2 separate regions of the Mus musculus genome follow, and region 1 is linked to region 2. Evidence: chromatin loops called from intact Hi-C (ENCODE). Cell type or tissue: heart. All regions are shown on one strand.

What was found. A loop is a pair of places that touch in the nucleus more often than their neighbours do. Peaks named below come from ENCODE experiments on the same cell type or tissue, not always from the same donor. Only the 100,000 strongest peaks of a DNase experiment are listed, where the experiment ranks them.
Region 1: it touches region 2 in a loop (2.8-fold over the local background); 11 of 42 quality-filtered maps call a loop at or near these places.

The regions. Positions count from the first base shown.
Region 1 is chr17:70,986,636-70,994,635 of GRCm38, reverse strand. It overlaps Myl12b (myosin, light chain 12B, regulatory), which reads left to right and starts at 4,120. Exons shown (of 4, transcript NM_023402.2): 1 at 4,120-4,163. Myl12a (myosin, light chain 12A, regulatory, non-sarcomeric) reads left to right here. Exons shown (of 4, transcript NM_026064.2): 4 at 1-843. The coding sequence ends at 24. In heart, a CTCF peak has its summit at 2,231 (motif pointing right); DNase peaks (open chromatin) are centred at 925, 1,755, 3,805 and 4,105; H3K4me3 peaks cover 2,893 bases; H3K27ac peaks cover 4,162 bases.
Region 2 is chr17:71,191,422-71,199,421 of GRCm38, reverse strand. All of the region lies in intron 1 of Lpin2 (lipin 2), which reads right to left. Among named protein-coding and RNA genes, the nearest start is that of Lpin2, 12 kb to the right of the region's middle. In heart, a CTCF peak has its summit at 3,181 (motif pointing right); no DNase peak of the experiment used is centred here; H3K4me3 peaks cover 459 bases.

The sequences.
Region 1 (8,000 bases), 200 kb after region 2:
GGCGCGAAAGACAAAGATGACTGAAGAGCTGCGGCGGCTTCCAGCCCATTGCTCCCGTTGCCATTGGGGTATTTCTGAGATTTTCTCCTGGAGCCCAATGCATGCCCTAGCTTTACTGCTTTTTGCCTTTCTTGTTTTATATTTATTCTCAGCCATTTTGGGCCACATGTACCTTATAATACTGGAAATGGGACCTTCTGTCATTGTGATGAGAAAGTAAGTTCATTTAACTTACAGGCAGTCTTGTCCCTTGTAATAACTGCAGCCCAGAATCAATATATTTTTTCAGAGAAAGTTATCCACTCAATTTTTTCTGATTTATAATTAAACTTTCTGATAAAATGCTTAGTTGTTTAGCGTTATTTGCCACTTGACTTTTAGTTTCACGTACGCCTTTCTCTCTAAGCACCGTGGGCCAAGTGAATGACAGTCCTGTCAGGGTTTGGTCCGACTGCTTCCAGTTGTGTTATTAAAGCAATCCTGGTTTTCTCTGCTCCTGTTCATTTCTCCCTCCAGGGAAATCAGATAAAGCCCGAGTTGGGGGCCCTAGACTTTGTCTTTCTTTTGGAAGATAGTTCCTGCAGAATTGTGACCCTGCATTAGCTCTGCCGCCAGCTGGACGGACCTGCTTTACCTCGTCCATGTAAACTTCCTGCCACCGAAACTAGCAGCCGCTGAGCACACTAAGTTTTCTGTGTTCTATTTTAAAGGTTCTTTGGAATGCTTTTAACAAAAAGGACAGATTTCGCTGTGTTTCCAGCTGTTGGAAATATAGTATTTTTTTTTGTATACAGTTTTTCCTTATTATAACAACCCCTATTAAAAGACCTGTTTGTTTATACAGAGATTCCTCCTAAGTCCATATGAGAATGTTAGACATTCCTGACCTACCCACAGTCAGAACAGCTGTGGCTGCATGCCTGGGAAAGTGAGGTCATTGTTTCAACCCTATAAATAACTTGGGTCATTTTTGATAACTGAGAACAGTTGTCATGTTAATCAGGGAGTGGAAAACACCGTTGTTCTGTTTTGTTTCTAATGTTTCAAAAAGTTCTAAGTGTAAAAAGGTTTGAACGGGGTGGCTTCCCCCCCCCCCCCTTCAAACTCTTATGCTATTGAAAGACTGTTCTTGAGGGAAACCATTACCTCATTTGATAAACAATTACGTAATGCCTTTGAGCAGCAGGAGGCTTTAACCCAATAATGCCAGTCCTGTAGAATGGGGGTTGGGTGGGGGCTATTAACTAGTAACACCTACTCTTCCTTCAAGACTAGAATCACAGAAATCTGTCCTAATTTCCTGCTTGAATTTCATTAGATTTTAAGCAAAATACTTTTTTTCAGCTTATCCACTCAGTGTTAGAGTTTTGTTGAATTTCCACTTTTACTGAAGGGGGAATTAAGAAAAAAACCATAAGTATGTTTTGCTAACAAATCTTATTTCTACTGTAGGAAAAGAAAAGTACTACTAAAATTCGCTCTTGCAGCATCCATTTCCATCCAGGCAACCCCCTAAATAGCAGTTAGGAACTGTGGGTGGTCAATCCTGGATGAATTAAGTCTCTTAATTTGCTAGTAGGATTCTCTATGCTTAGGTGTGGGTTTTGCTTAAGCAAGAATGGCTGCCATTAAAAAGCTCGAAGAAATCTCCTCCAGCAGTGGGCTTGAAAGCAGAACCGATCTCTGACGTTTCTGTCATGAGAAGGAACTCAGGGTTGGTCCTCCAGCTTCAAAGCCCCAGCAAAACACTACAGTGCGCAGCCACCCGCCTGTCTGCTTTACGGCAGCCTGCTCACCTGCTTTACGGTTGTTTATGTTGCCACTGGACTCCAGTGCCCAAAGGAAACCGCTTTCTACCAAATGTGAGGGGCTGAGACCAACAGGAAGTTTAGGAGTGGGTAGACACTGACTTAGAGAGCTTCAAGTACAGGCCTTGGAAAGTTATACACAAAGCTCGTTTTAGGAGGGACTAGGGAAGTATAGAGGAGCCTACTGGATTTGGAGTGCTCTGGCCTACTGGTGTTTTTTCCTCTTCCTCCCACTACCTCCCCTCCCCCAGGGCGCAGCCCTGGCTGTGCTGAGCCCTGAGCTGCTGCCACCCACCACCCAGCGAGACCTTTCTCAGCATTTCAAGTCCCAGTTTTGCTACAGCACGGCTTTAAAGCTACTTTTTTTTTTTTTTAATATATGTAAGTACACTGTAGCTGTCTTCAGACCAGAAGAGGGCGCCAGATCTCGTTGTGGATGGTTGTGAGCCACCATGTGGTTGCTGGGATTTGAACTCAGGACCTTCGGAAGAGCAGTTAGAGCTCTTAACCGCTGAGCCATCTCTCCAGTCCCCGAAGCTACTTATTCTTTGTTGACCTATTTATTCATTTATAAAATGAATTCATGCTGTTCATAATGGTCCCTTTATGATAAAAAGCAGCGTCTAGTCTATCTGGAGCTGGGTGTGGTTAACCAAACCCCACCTGGTACCCAAGTGGATCTGCGCCCGCCCTCATGTGGCCAGGTTGTTTTAAAATGTCATCTTCCTCATTTGAAATAGGAGCGCTTCCTTCGTTTGCTACAGAAATTGGAAATGTGGGAGAGGGGGGTGTTTATGTATGGAGCCGATTTGTGGTTCCCTGGAAAGAGGGGAAGCCTGGCCCTTACATGAGTGCTGGGACTTCAAACTTGAGTCCTCTTGTTTGCATAGCAAGTACTCTTAGCCACTGACCCACCTCCCTGTGCGCACTCTGGGTTTTTGAGAGGGACTTTTGCTGTGTTAAGTTTACCCGTTGGAATGCCAGGGTTAAAGGCCTGTGCCCACCACATCCTGCTCATTAACTGATTTTACATTGCCTAGGGTGAGGATCTAGGAAGTGGTGGTAGACTTATGTAACAAACCCTGAAAGTGCCATAACTTTATAAGAAACATAATTATTTAAGCAATGATTTTTGAGGACAAATAGGATCAAAGATACAGCATCAGTACCACCTGGCGCCTATTCTCCACCTCTGACCTACGCAATCCCAGACCCTGATTTTTTCAAGCGCATATTTAAAGCCACCCTCAATTTATTAGGATTATTATCTTATTTTACATTTTATCTACTAGTTTGGGGAGGAGGCTGCACATTCCCTGGTACCTGCATACGGGGCTCAAGGAACAAATTACAGGAATTGGTTGTTCTCTGTGGGCCCTGAGAAAATAACTCAGTCATGCGTGCTAACAGGCACTTTTACCTGCTGAGCCATCTTGCTGGCCCCTAAGTTGTATTTGTATTGTCTGGACTGCTGTGAAGTACACGGATACTCAGTGCTGGAGACCATAGTGTTCCTGCCTTGGAGGAATTTCTTTTGGAAGTGGGGTAGGAAGGGAGGTGGTTTTCTACGTGTAGCGTGGCTGTCCTGGAACTAAGCTCTGTAGACCAGGCTGGCCTTCAGCTCACAGAGATGCTGCCCCAGCCTTCTAAGTGCTGGAATCAAAGGTGTCGCCACCACCGTCTGACACGGAATTTCTGATCAGACTTCTAGAATATGACCTCCCGGCGGGGAGAAAGTAAAGGCCACTGGCTGGAGTGCAATTTCAAATAAGCGAGAACGTTTCTGGAGCCCACTGGAGAGTGCTCAGCCGCCGCCCTCTTCCGGATTACATTCCTTCTCTTGAGCATTGTTTATCTAAAACTCAGTTTAACCAGGCCAACTGCCCTCTGCTAAATCAGGCAACTTCGGGCTGCCCGCTGCAGGCGCCAGGGGACCCCCAAACCAGGGCGGCTCCCAGCCCACCCGGGTCAAATTCCAGCGCTGGCGCTCCGCCCTCGGCTCGGGAATGCGGAAGGGGCGCGGGACTTGCGCTGGGAGCCGGGGAGACCAGCAAGCCGGCGCGGCTGCGGCAGGAGGATGCCGTGCCAGTGAGCTGGGGAATATGTACTCGCGGCTACAGGGGCTGAGTTCGTCGGGTCGTGCAGCCAGGCTAGTTTCCGCCGCTGGCTGCCTGGGTCCTCCGGGTCTTCGAAACGCTTGCAGCAACCCCCTGCCACGGTTGGTCGCGCCGGGCTCGCCGGTGCTCCTTCCGCCCCGCCCCCGGGCCGGAAGTGCGGCGCCGCCACTGTCCCGCCCCAACCTCCGCTGGTCGCAGTCGCCGGTCGGATCCTCTCGGGTGTGCAGCATCAGGTCAGGTGAGTGGCTCTCGACCCCGCGGGGCATCTCCCGGGCCGCATCTGTCCCTAGTGCTGCGCAACCGCGCCTGGAGCCTGCGGGCGGCTGGACCATCGGCTGGTGGAGCGGAGGTGGCTCGGTTCGAGGCCCTACGCGGTTCCTGTGCTGGCGAACCCTGGCCGAACGAGGCCCCGGGACCGTGTGCACTGGGCCTGCGACATCCGATGACTGACACCTGGTGCCCGGCTGCCCGCACCTGCCGCGGCTGCAGGCTGCAGGCTGCAGGTCCAAGCTGTGTGTTAGCGCAACTGCGTGCATCTGTTCTAGACGCGTTGGGGGAGGAGAAGCCCGCTGGTGTATGGTTCCTGCCAGAGGAAACCAGGAACTGGTACTAGAGTTCCTGGTTAGCAAATGCTAAAATGGGCTGATTTGCATAAATCCTTACTGGGTCTTAGGTCTTGCAAAGATTTAGCTCATTGTTAGAGGACAATTCGAAGAAAGCTGGAAAGAATGGAGAACATATTGAGCCAGGGATCCAAGATGAACTGGTGGATCTCTGCTAGGAGGTACCGAGCAAAAAGCTCAAAAGATGAGCATCGTATTATGTGCACAAGAAGCGCGGGTGGTCAGCCGGAAGGGAGAAGAACAATAACTGAGTACTAGCTGGGAAAGAGGAAGGTAGTTAGGGTAGGGCTCTTGGATACACACGACCCCAGGCGAGACCCTATACAATAAAATAACGTAGTTAGTTAGCCAAGGTAGGCCTCTTTCTTTAGAGGTGTACTGAAAACTCGATGAGAAATGAAAAATTACGTAAGAGGATTTGGGGAGTCACCCACGACAAGGAAGTAACACGACAAAGGATGTTTAGGGAATCGGGTTGACAGCTTTTGTTCTAGAGATGGCTTGGCTGTAGTCCTGTGTGTTAGAGAAATATCACAGCATTTTCTCCTTCAATAAACCCTTAAGTGAGGTGATGTCATTTGCCTGGGAACATCACTTCAGGAATTCATATGATGCCACCAGGGTTTTTCTATCCACTTGCTCCTCACTCTGTCTCTCTGTCTCTGTTTCTCTCTCTGTCTCTCTCTGTCTCTCTCTCTCTCACACACACACACACACACACACACACACACACACAAAGGCACCTGTTCACTGAGCTGCAGCTTATGAAGGACAGATCCCTGGGTGATAATGGTTGGCCAAAGTTAGGAAAGCCAGGGATGGGACCGATATCCCCATTCCCCCAAGGTTGAATGATACAGTTGTGTAGGGATGGCTTTCATCTGCCCCGGTTACCAGCGTCTTTGATTCTTCTGTGACAAGTTTAACATGGCGGGCGAAGCAGGTTTCCCTTCCTCCCTCTGAAGTTCCCCTTACCTGGCACAAGCACAGGAGAAAAGGGTATCAGAACTCACTATGTGCAAAGGAGGAGGACAGGTAAACAAATGAGCCTCAAAGCTTGCTACCGCCGGGCGGTGGTGGCGCACACCTTTAATCCCAGCACTTGGGAGGCAGAGGCAGGCGGATTTCTGAGTTCGAGGCCAGCTTGGTCTACAAGTGAGTTCCAGGACAGCCAGGGCTATAGAGAAACCCTGTCTCGAAAAAACCAAACAAACAAACCAAAAAAAGACTACATGATGTTCAGAGGAATAAAGTGGCTTGAAAAACACGATATCCAGGACAGTCCCTTTGGGCTCTGGGTGTGGTGTCACCTCTGGACTTGTTTCCAGGCATTAGAGGGATGTAGCCGTAGCCTATTACATTCTTTACAGGCGTGCTCCCCATGGTCAGGTCCTTGGACTTTGGAAGAGAAAGCGAGGCCAGACAGACCTTAAAGACGCCTCTTGGTTGGTTCTGTGTCCTCAGCATGGCAGGCATCGTACTTCACATCAGCTCCAGGAACACAGCAGCCTTGCCAGTGGCTGAAGTTTTCATGGTCGGCCCTTGCAGCTGCTGATACGAAAGGCACAGGGCTGGAGGGACATGTCCCGAGGCTGGATTCCTTAGGTGTTGCTTCTGCCCCTTCCTAGTTTTTATCTAGGAAGGTTGGCATAGCAACAGCGCTCATGTTATAAGCTGTTGTGGGGATTAATTATTAATATGTGTGGCATGCTTACCGCCGTGCCTGGTCCACCTGCAGCCTGCTCCTGCGTTAATAAATGTTCCTCCCAGGTACTGAGCCAGGGGTAACCAACCAACTGGTGGGCTTTGTGAGGTGGTTGGGTGTGAGCAGATTCATGTGTAGATTCGGGGGGTGGGGGTTGGGGGGAAAGCCTTATTTTAGGGGTGCTCAAATCCAGCACCTTACCATGAACATTTGCGTATGCAGTATTGTTTGCGATGGGATAATTATATATATGTTGCTGCTTGCCAGGGCACCTGCCATGTGCAAGCAGTTTTCCTAGACTCTCATCCAAGTAGAAGGGCAAAAGGCTGTTAAAGGGTATTTGTAAATTATACGGCAGTATAATCATACTCATTAGTAGAAGAGGATAAAGAGCCAGGTGTACAGCACTGACTAACGTGTTTGAGGGCCTGGGCTTGATCCCCACACACTCAAAAACTTTTTTTTTTTTTAAAAAAGAGGCAGAAAGACCCTTGGGTCAGTCTCAAAGAAAAATTACATTTAAAAAAGTCAGGCAAGCCAGAGTGCAAGGATCAGAGGTGTGTGCCACCACACCTAGCCAATAAATTCCAGTCTTTAAAATCCAGAAATCCCCATGCAGTTTAGTCTTGCATGGTTGTCTTCATCTAAAGGGATCATGTCCAGCATACAGTCGTCCTTTGACTTAAAAGGAACTCAGACAAGAGAGGTCGTTGAATGAATGCTTGTAATCCTAGCACTTTGGAAGCTGAGGCAGGAGGTTCCTGAGTTTGAAGTCAGCCGGGGCTCTGTAGTACGACTTGGTCTCAAAAAAAAAGGAAGGAAAAGAAATTCAAGCAGGCTTTGCCAAGGAGGCTGAGGTACACAGCTGACTTCCGGGACTTTCTAGAATGATGTTAGCACTTAGTTGGTTGTTACATGGGCGTACACGGTGACACAAGTGATGACCTGAGGTAGGGAGTTAAGTGGCAGAGACACCAGAACACCTGTGAGGGAGAAGAGAGGACAGTCTCTGTGGTGAGTGTGAAAACACATGTATTCACCAATGTGAAGGAAAGTCATAAAAATTGTGTTTAGCTCTTTAAAAGAGAGATAATTGTGGAACCGTAAAAAAACAAAAAAAACAAAAAAACCCAAAAAACTATGTACGTAACATAAAACCAATTATATGTCATTAAGCATATGAGGTTAGTTTTGTGACTCATTTCAATTTGATTATGTTCGTAATTCCCTTTCTGATTGCTGCTTTCAAACTGGCCTCGCACCCAGTCCAGTGAGTCATCTTGTCCACGGTGATTACAGGAGAACCTGTGTGAAACTTCTAGATTCTGACAGACACCGGAAAAGACAAAATTGAATTTAAAAAAACCCTTAGTTTGGGTCCTGGAGCCAGTCCGTGCTTCCTGCCTTCGATGGCTCCTCCTGTGAATCTGCGCACACATCAAAACTCCCTCACTGCACACACACACACACACACCCGTGTCTCAGCTGCCACTGTAGTGTAGCTGGGCTAAAAGGAGAATCTTTCTGTAAAGATTTTCTTTTTAATTATCTGTGTATGGGGTGGGGTGTGTGTGAGAGAGAGGTATGAAATCCCAAGGAGTGGAGTTACAGGTGGTTATGATATTTCCCCACCTACCCTGAGCAGCCATCTTGGTCCTCTGCAAAATCAGTGAACATTCTTGACTAGCTGTCTCTGGCCACTAAACTTTGATTGCTTTAAGACTCCTTTGCCCACGGAACCAGTCCC
Region 2 (8,000 bases):
AAAAGACAACCTAAGAATATAAGAAAATATTTTTAAATCATCTTTGATGAGAGTTTAATATCCAGACTATATAAAGAATTACAAGTCATCAAAAGGACATGTTATTTATGGCTGAGGAGATAGCTTAGCAAGTTAAGGAGCACGTGGTCAAACCTGGCAACTAGAGTTTGATTCCCAGAACTCATGGAAAAAGAACTAACTCCTCAAAGCTGACTCTGGCCTGCATGCATCAATGTCCTCCCCTGAGAAAATAAAGAAAGGAAATTAAAGTGTGGGCAAAGGGTCTGAACAAACCTTTAAAGAAGGTATACCAACAGCCAGTGAGGAGATGAGAAGATTCACCCGTGAAATACAAGTCAAACCACAGTGACCCTGTCACGCCACTGCCCACTACAACTACCATAACTTTTTGAAGACAAGTACCAGCAGGGTAGAAAAACTTTGTGCACTCTTAATGGGAATGCAAAATTGTGAAGCCACTGTGGAAATTGTCTGGCAGTTATTCAGAAATCTAAACAGTGAGTGACTATAAAATCCTGTCATTCCATATTCAGGTATGTACATGAAAACTTGAAGAGACTCAAACTGATGCTTGTAAGTAAAATTGTTCATGGAAGCATTGCTCAGAATACTGAATGAGTTAGTTGGAAAACTCACAATGTTCCATTAGTAGATGGAGAAAAATGTAGAACATATAAAAAGATGTATATTCTCTAGCTATAAAAACAAATGAGGTTCTGACATATGCTAGCCAGTCCCTGAAGCATGCTTAAAAAAAAAAAAAAAAAAAAAAAAAAACAAAGCATACATAAAAGGGCATCATATGATTTCAGTAAAAACAAAAACAAAACTAAAAACCTAGAAAAGGCACATTAATAAGTCAGACTAGAGCTGGGTGTGGATACACATGTCTGCAGTCCCAGCCACTCAAGAAGGTAAGGTAGGAGGAGAGCCAGGACTGAAGACTAGCCTTGGCCTACAAAGGAATGTGAAAGATCACGCACAGACTGCGTTAGGACGAGGGCTAGGGAGCTACTGCTTAATACTGAGCTACTGCTTTACTGAGCGCACGTCACAGACGCAGGTGCCTGTGAAGGCCAGAAGAGGTCATTAGATCCATGTGGAGCTAGAGTTACAGGGAGCTGTGAACCCTCACCCTCACCCCACTATGGAAATCAAGCGCCTGTCCTCTGCAAGAGCAATAAAGTGCTCTTAACGCAACCATCTCTCCAGCCCTTATCAGGCTTCTAAGGATCTATTATGTAGCCTGGGAGAAAACAGTTAAATGGTAGTTTATGATAATCACATTTTTCAAAGCCTAACCAAGTGCTGGGATGTGTCTTCTATCCAGTGTCCTCGTTGACAGACAGCATAATGTGTATGTATACTCACACAACTACAATGTCTTGTGGCCAAAGCTTTCCTAGAGCCCCTCTTTAACTTATAGATTCTAAGAATGAATGTGGTATGTGTGCTACGTGTGCACTTGCATAGTCACGTGTGTAAAGATGGAGGTCAGAGGACACTCTGTGGTCCTTGCCTTCCACCTTGTTTGTCACAGAGTCTCTGTTGTCAGCTGCTGCATGGACCAGCTAATGGGGACAGGAGCAATTCTCCTGTCTCAGCCTCCCATATTGCCATAGAAGCACTGGATTCAGACAACTGATAATGTGTCTAGCTGTACGTGGTTCTAGAGATTCAAACTCGGGTGCTGTGCTTTCAGGATGAACATTTTTCTCACTGAGTCACTGCCCCCAGCCCAAGAACCTCTGATTCTAAGTTAACTACTATTTGTGAAACAAGAACATTCAGGTGTAGAAAAATTTTCAATTATTCCTCAGACAAAGTAGTTAAAATATGCTTTATCAGTCAGGGTTTTCTAAAGGAACAAAATTTATAGAATGAATCTATATATCTATATATATCTATATATATATCTATATATATATCTATATCTATATCTATATCTATATATCTATATATATATATGAAGAGGATTTATTATAATGGCTTACAGGTTATGCTCCAGGTAATACAACAAAGGCTATTTACCAACAAAAGGCTAAGAGTCCAGTAGCTGTTCAGTCCACAAGGCTGGATGGCTCAGATGGTCTTCAGTATATGCCAGAATTCCAGAGAAGTAGACTCTAAAGCCATCAAAGGAGGGAGAGGCAGGTAGAAAGAATAAGCTTTCTTCTTCCAAGTCCTTACATTATAGACTGCCAGCAGAAGGTGTGGCCCACATTAAAAGTGGATGTTCTCACCTCCAAAAGTCTGGATTATGGGTGGGTCTTCCCTCATAAGAAGATCCGGATTAAAAGTGGGTCTGGCTACTTCAGATAACTTCATTAAGAAAAACCATCCCTCATTGCTATACCCAGCTGCTTGGGTTTTAGTTAATTCTAGATGTAGTCAAGGTTGACAACCAAGAAAAGCCACCACATGCATGTAGTAAAGCCAAAAGCTCAGTCTGGCTTTACTACATACATGACAACAGTCCTTAAAGTAGCACAGGATGTACACACATGCACATCTATCCCTCCAAGATCTGAATATGGAAATACAATGTCCACTAACCAAATACTTCCTCTTACAGGCCAGGAACCATGCCATCCTCTAACTCTGCTCCCTGCACTCTAGAAAGACTGCAACATTAGAACATTTGGAACATAAGCTGGCTTTCTCTCTTTGCAGACTTCTATCTAAGTTTTTAAACATAGATTCAATTTGCCCAAGAGAATTGGTGGTTAGCATCAGTCAGATTGCCTCATACCATGCCCTGTGATGCACAAAGAAACAGCTGGAGAACAGCAGAGCAGTGAGGTGTGTGTGTGGGGGGGGGGGTGTCAGCGGCCAGACCACAGGAATGCTGATTGGCTTTCTAGCTTTTTTTTTTTTTTTTTTTTTTTTTGGTTTTTCAAGAGAGGGTTTCTCTGTGGCCCTGGCTGTCCTGGAACTCACTCGATAGACCAGGCTGGCCTCGAACTCAGAAATTCACCTGCCTCTGCCTCCCAAGTGCTGGGATTAAAGGTGTGTGCCACCACGCCCGGCCTGGCTTTCTAACTTTTGATATATTTTTAAGTCTGGATTTTCCAGTCTTAGCATACTTCATTTGGGGTCAGATAAATCTTTGGGAATAAAAAGACACTCAGCGTCCCTGGCCTTCAACCACTAGATGTCAGCAGCACCCTCTCTTAAACTGTAACAATTAAAAACAAAACAAAACAAAACAAAACAAAACAAAAATTCTGTTTACTTTTGAAAGTCTGCTGGCAGCAAACCTGCCCCCAGGTGGTAATCACCATCATTCTTCATTTGTGTATTTAGTTAGTCCTCTTTGTTTTGATGGTTGGTTAGGTCTGAGACAGGTTTTCATTTTTCAGCCTTGGCAAAATTCACTAGGTAGCCTACCTAGGCTGGCCTCAAACTAATGATGTTCCTTCCGGTCTACCCAGTGCTGGGTTTACAGCTATAAGCCCTCATGAGCAACACAAGAACCACCAAGTTACACGAATGGCATTTCCCTTATTTGTGACTGACGGGTTTGCTAGGTTCTTAGAAATGTTGGCAGTGGGCCAGCAGGTCCGTAAGCTGCGTCTAACATCATACATAGCGCTCTCACTTGCTATGATAAGAACCTGCAGCACATAACCATTCTTAGTTTCAGCTTGACCTGGGGCAGGAACACCTATCAGGTAGGACTGTGGTTAGGACTCCATGAGGTGGTGCCCAAAAACTACTTAAAGACAAAAACTATGCCACGCACAGTCCATGCTTAATCAGTAACTGTCAGTTGGGTCACTGCCACGAAGGTGGTCACTATTTAGAGAGGGACACAGGAAAATACAAATGACTCCATCTAAATTCTCACTGCCATCAACAGTGCTTTAAGTCTTTTTAGCCTTGCGAATCCTTTTCCCTTTCTGAGGAGCTCAACCAACTGAATGCCACTCTTCAGTCCATTGCTCAACAAGTTAGGTCTAATTCACAGTCTAGCTACAATCAGGCAGGACAAGACAGAAATGGGTCAGAAGAGCCTACAGCCATATGAAACAGCTGTAAAGGTGAAGCTAACAGCCTGAGCTCTCCCAGGCCTGTGCTCAGGCAGGTAGGAGCACTTCCCCACGGTGTGCAACACTTTCTAATTACACTCACATCTCTGCAAAATCACACATGAAGGCTATGTGTGAGTCACCTCTTAAGGCCCTGATAATCAACATATCACCACCTAGCACATTATCAGTTCCTCTTTCCTACCCATGAATTCTTTCTTATTTATTTTTATTATTTTTAACAGGTACTTGTGGAGGCCAGAGGCATTTGGGTTCCTCTACAGATGGAGTTACAGGTCTTTGTAAGCCATATCTGTCATGAATACTGGGAACCCAATGTGGCTCTGAAAAGGGAGCCATCTAGCTTCTAAGAGTGCTCTTTCAATAGTCACAACACTCATAAGCCAAAAACTTAGTTCATTTCTCTTATATACATGACTCATCATCAGATAGTGCAGTGAGTAACTTTTTAAACTATTTGTAAAACCTTAATCTACCACCGTGAAGGGTGAAAAATACCTCTAACGCTAAAAGATTTACTGGGAGAGGTGTTTTCCAGTATGACAGAATAATTGAAATGTATATAAATGTATATATTACATGGGCAAAAAAGGAGCTAAATGTGTCAGGTTACACACACACACACACACACACACACACACCCCACAACAGTCTTTGTACCTTTGGTTGTGTTCTCAATCATTCTCCTTCATAGCTACATTTTCATTAGTAGAGCCAACAGTTTCCTTCCACTACTCATATAATAAAGGGTAATACTAAAAACTACTAAAATTATAATTAGGTAACAGGTGAGGCTGACATTAACAGTGTTACATGCCATCTGTAATGGCTATCGATACTCCATTTTCAACAGGCAGAGAAGATGCAGAAAGAACTGATACTTTTACACCCTAGAACAGCATTTTCCCACATACAGCTTCACACACATATCCACAAACAGAACAACGCCCCTACACCAACTATTTCTTGGTTCTCCCAAAGGCCTTCTCTCAGCCACCAAAATCTCTGTACCTGCTATTAACTCCAAGGCTCATTGCCAACTTTTGCATAGCAGGTGTCAGCGGCAATACTTCATGCCTATGCACATTTCACTTTTGGAGGCTTGTATTTCTCTAAACCTAACTTAAATGCAAAGGAACACAATTGAGGTCAAAACTACAGCATTCCCCTTTGAGACAGTATCATAATGCCTACCCACTGAGCCAGTCATCCCTCAGTGTGCTATGATAAAATCTAAATGTTAGGGAAATGAGGGAGGGAGGTGTGGAGAGAGGAAAGTAAGAGGGGGTGGGGTGGGACGGGGCAGAGGTTACTTTAACATGTAGGAACAGAGAAAGACCAGAATAAGAAAACTAAGGAGAACTCCAGGAAACTTGCCAACTGAAAAATGGAGTTTAAAGACCCTAGGAAGCATCAGAATGGGCTACCCTGTAAGAAACCAGACTAATTCTGTTGCACTAGGCCCCACCATTGGATTCTTTGTTCTTGCCAACCTCTGAATTACTTTAGAAAACAAATAAGAATGAAGCACGCTAAACTATTAAACATCTGAGAAATTTTAGTGGTTACACAAGACTGAACAAAAACTTCCAGTTATAATCTGAGAATTACTTCCTAAGGACTTTCTGATCTTCAGTGAAAATTGCAGACAGTGCCTCAAGGCACTTTTTAAAATATTACTGTAACTATACACCCTGCTAAGCCACACAATGACACAATGTTTCCACACCCTTCACTGGGGATGGAGACAGGAAATCTAAGCTCTGGTTCTGGTTCTTCAGAATGGGTCCTTAGCTCAGTTTTTAAAAAAATTTTTAATAAAATATTCAAAATAAAATGCTATTGCCAGGTATGGTGGCACATGGCCTGTAACCCCAGCGTTTAGAAAGCAGAGGCAGGCAGAGCTCTGAGTTTTAGGATAGCAAGGGCTACACAGAGAGACCATACCCCACCTCCAAAAACAAGTGGGCCCTATTCCAAGATAAAAGGGTCCTTACATTAAACAGGGGATTTGGAATGGATTCATACACAAAAGAAGGTGAAGACAAAGAAAACAAAACAGCCCTTGCAGACAGCCTTGATCTTAGCTTGAGTCAATTCTGAGGCAATGAATTCCTATTGTTCACGCTACCTAAGCCCACAGTGTGTCATAATGCCCTCACAAACTATACACATACACAGGATTACATCATAACCAACAGTAGCAGAGGCTATCTATGAATCTATTCCAATGCAAGCAAATAACCTGAACTTATCAACTGGAATGAGATACTTATTTTTCATATAAAATTCCAAATGCATGATACTGTACTCTCAAAAATGACATGGGTAATTCCCACCCTTTAGATATTAGCTAGGAGAGTAATTTCTAGAAGACATAAACTAGGGCCAGCAGGATGGTGGGGGATGGAAGGTAGGGACCAGAGAATTGGGATGGGGTGAGGCTTTCATACCCAGCACAGCAGCAAAAACACGGGAGACAGACCCTGCCTTAACAATGTGTAAATAAAGAACCAATTCCTGGAGAGTTGTCTTCTGACCTCCACACACTCACTGCGATACATCCTCCTCAGTAAATAAGTAAATAAGTAAATAAATAAATAATATATAGGGCCCAGAGAGCTGGCTCAGCAGTTAAGAGCATTTGTTGCTCTTGCAAAGGACCTAGGTTCAGTTCCCAGCACCACATGGTATCTCACAATCACCCATAACTCCAGTTCCAGGGAATCCAACACTCTCTTCTGACTTCCACAGGTACCAGGCACACATATGATGCATTCACATACACACAGAGAAAGCATGCATACACATCAATATTTTTTATTAAATTTATTTATTCACTTTACAGCCCATTATCAGCCCTTCCTTTCCTCCCAGTGCCCCCTCATGTAAGTCCTTCCCCAATTCCCCTTAGAAAGGGAAGCCCCCCTCTGGCTGCCAACCCCCCTCCCCCACACACACACTACCATCCCCCCCTTACGACCCCCCTACAAACTTCTTATACATAGAAAAAAATACAAATTAGGTTGTCAGTAGAGAAAAATCTGAAACACACAACCTCAAACTGCTGTTGATCAAGGCCATGACCACCATGAGTCACAAGGTACTTTACCCTCTGTGGTCTTCCTTAGTCATAACCCAGTCTTATCATGAGAAAGCAATAAGGAAAACTTACAGTGAGGCATCCCACAGAATACTGACTAGTTCTCTAAAAGCTGGTGAGGTCTTGGACATAGTGGCATCCCCCAGTCCTCATCTCAAGAGCTATAACAATAAACTGAAACCATGGAAGTCCTTGAAAGGCCATACCAGAACGACCGAAGGGTCCACCAATGACAATCCTAACAGACAAAATGCCAAGAGCCTCTGGAATCCCCTACAGACAGGACCACAGCAAGCAAGACAGAAACATTCCCACTCAGAGGAACAGAGCCCAGCGCCAGCCAGCCACCTCCTCAACTTCACAAGAACAGAGGCCCCGATGAGTCTCTGGTGCTCTCGCGCCCTCTGGCCTGCAGACTCTGGTAACACACCTTCCTTCTCAGGTGTGAGGGACAAAACAAGGCCAGGAGTGAGGCCGGTATTTCCCAGGTGAGAAAGGCACTTCAGTAAGAGAAGGCAAAGTTAGAAGATGAAGATTTAAGAGATGGAGGAGGAGAGAAAGAACCACAAATAAAGAAAAAAAACCCCAGTAAATGCCGCAAAGGTAACAATTCCAGATAAGCAGGAAATTGAGTAAAGAATGAGGACAAGGGACCCAACGGGAGAGAGACTCAGATACTCAGAACAGGACGCAGACCCCACTGACAGTCAGGCAATGTGAGCCTGGAGTCACGCAAAGTCAGCACACCACTGTTCACTACAAAGAAAACAAAATGTATAGGAAAAGTAAAATCACCGCACATGTGTAATTCTGCACACTATCTA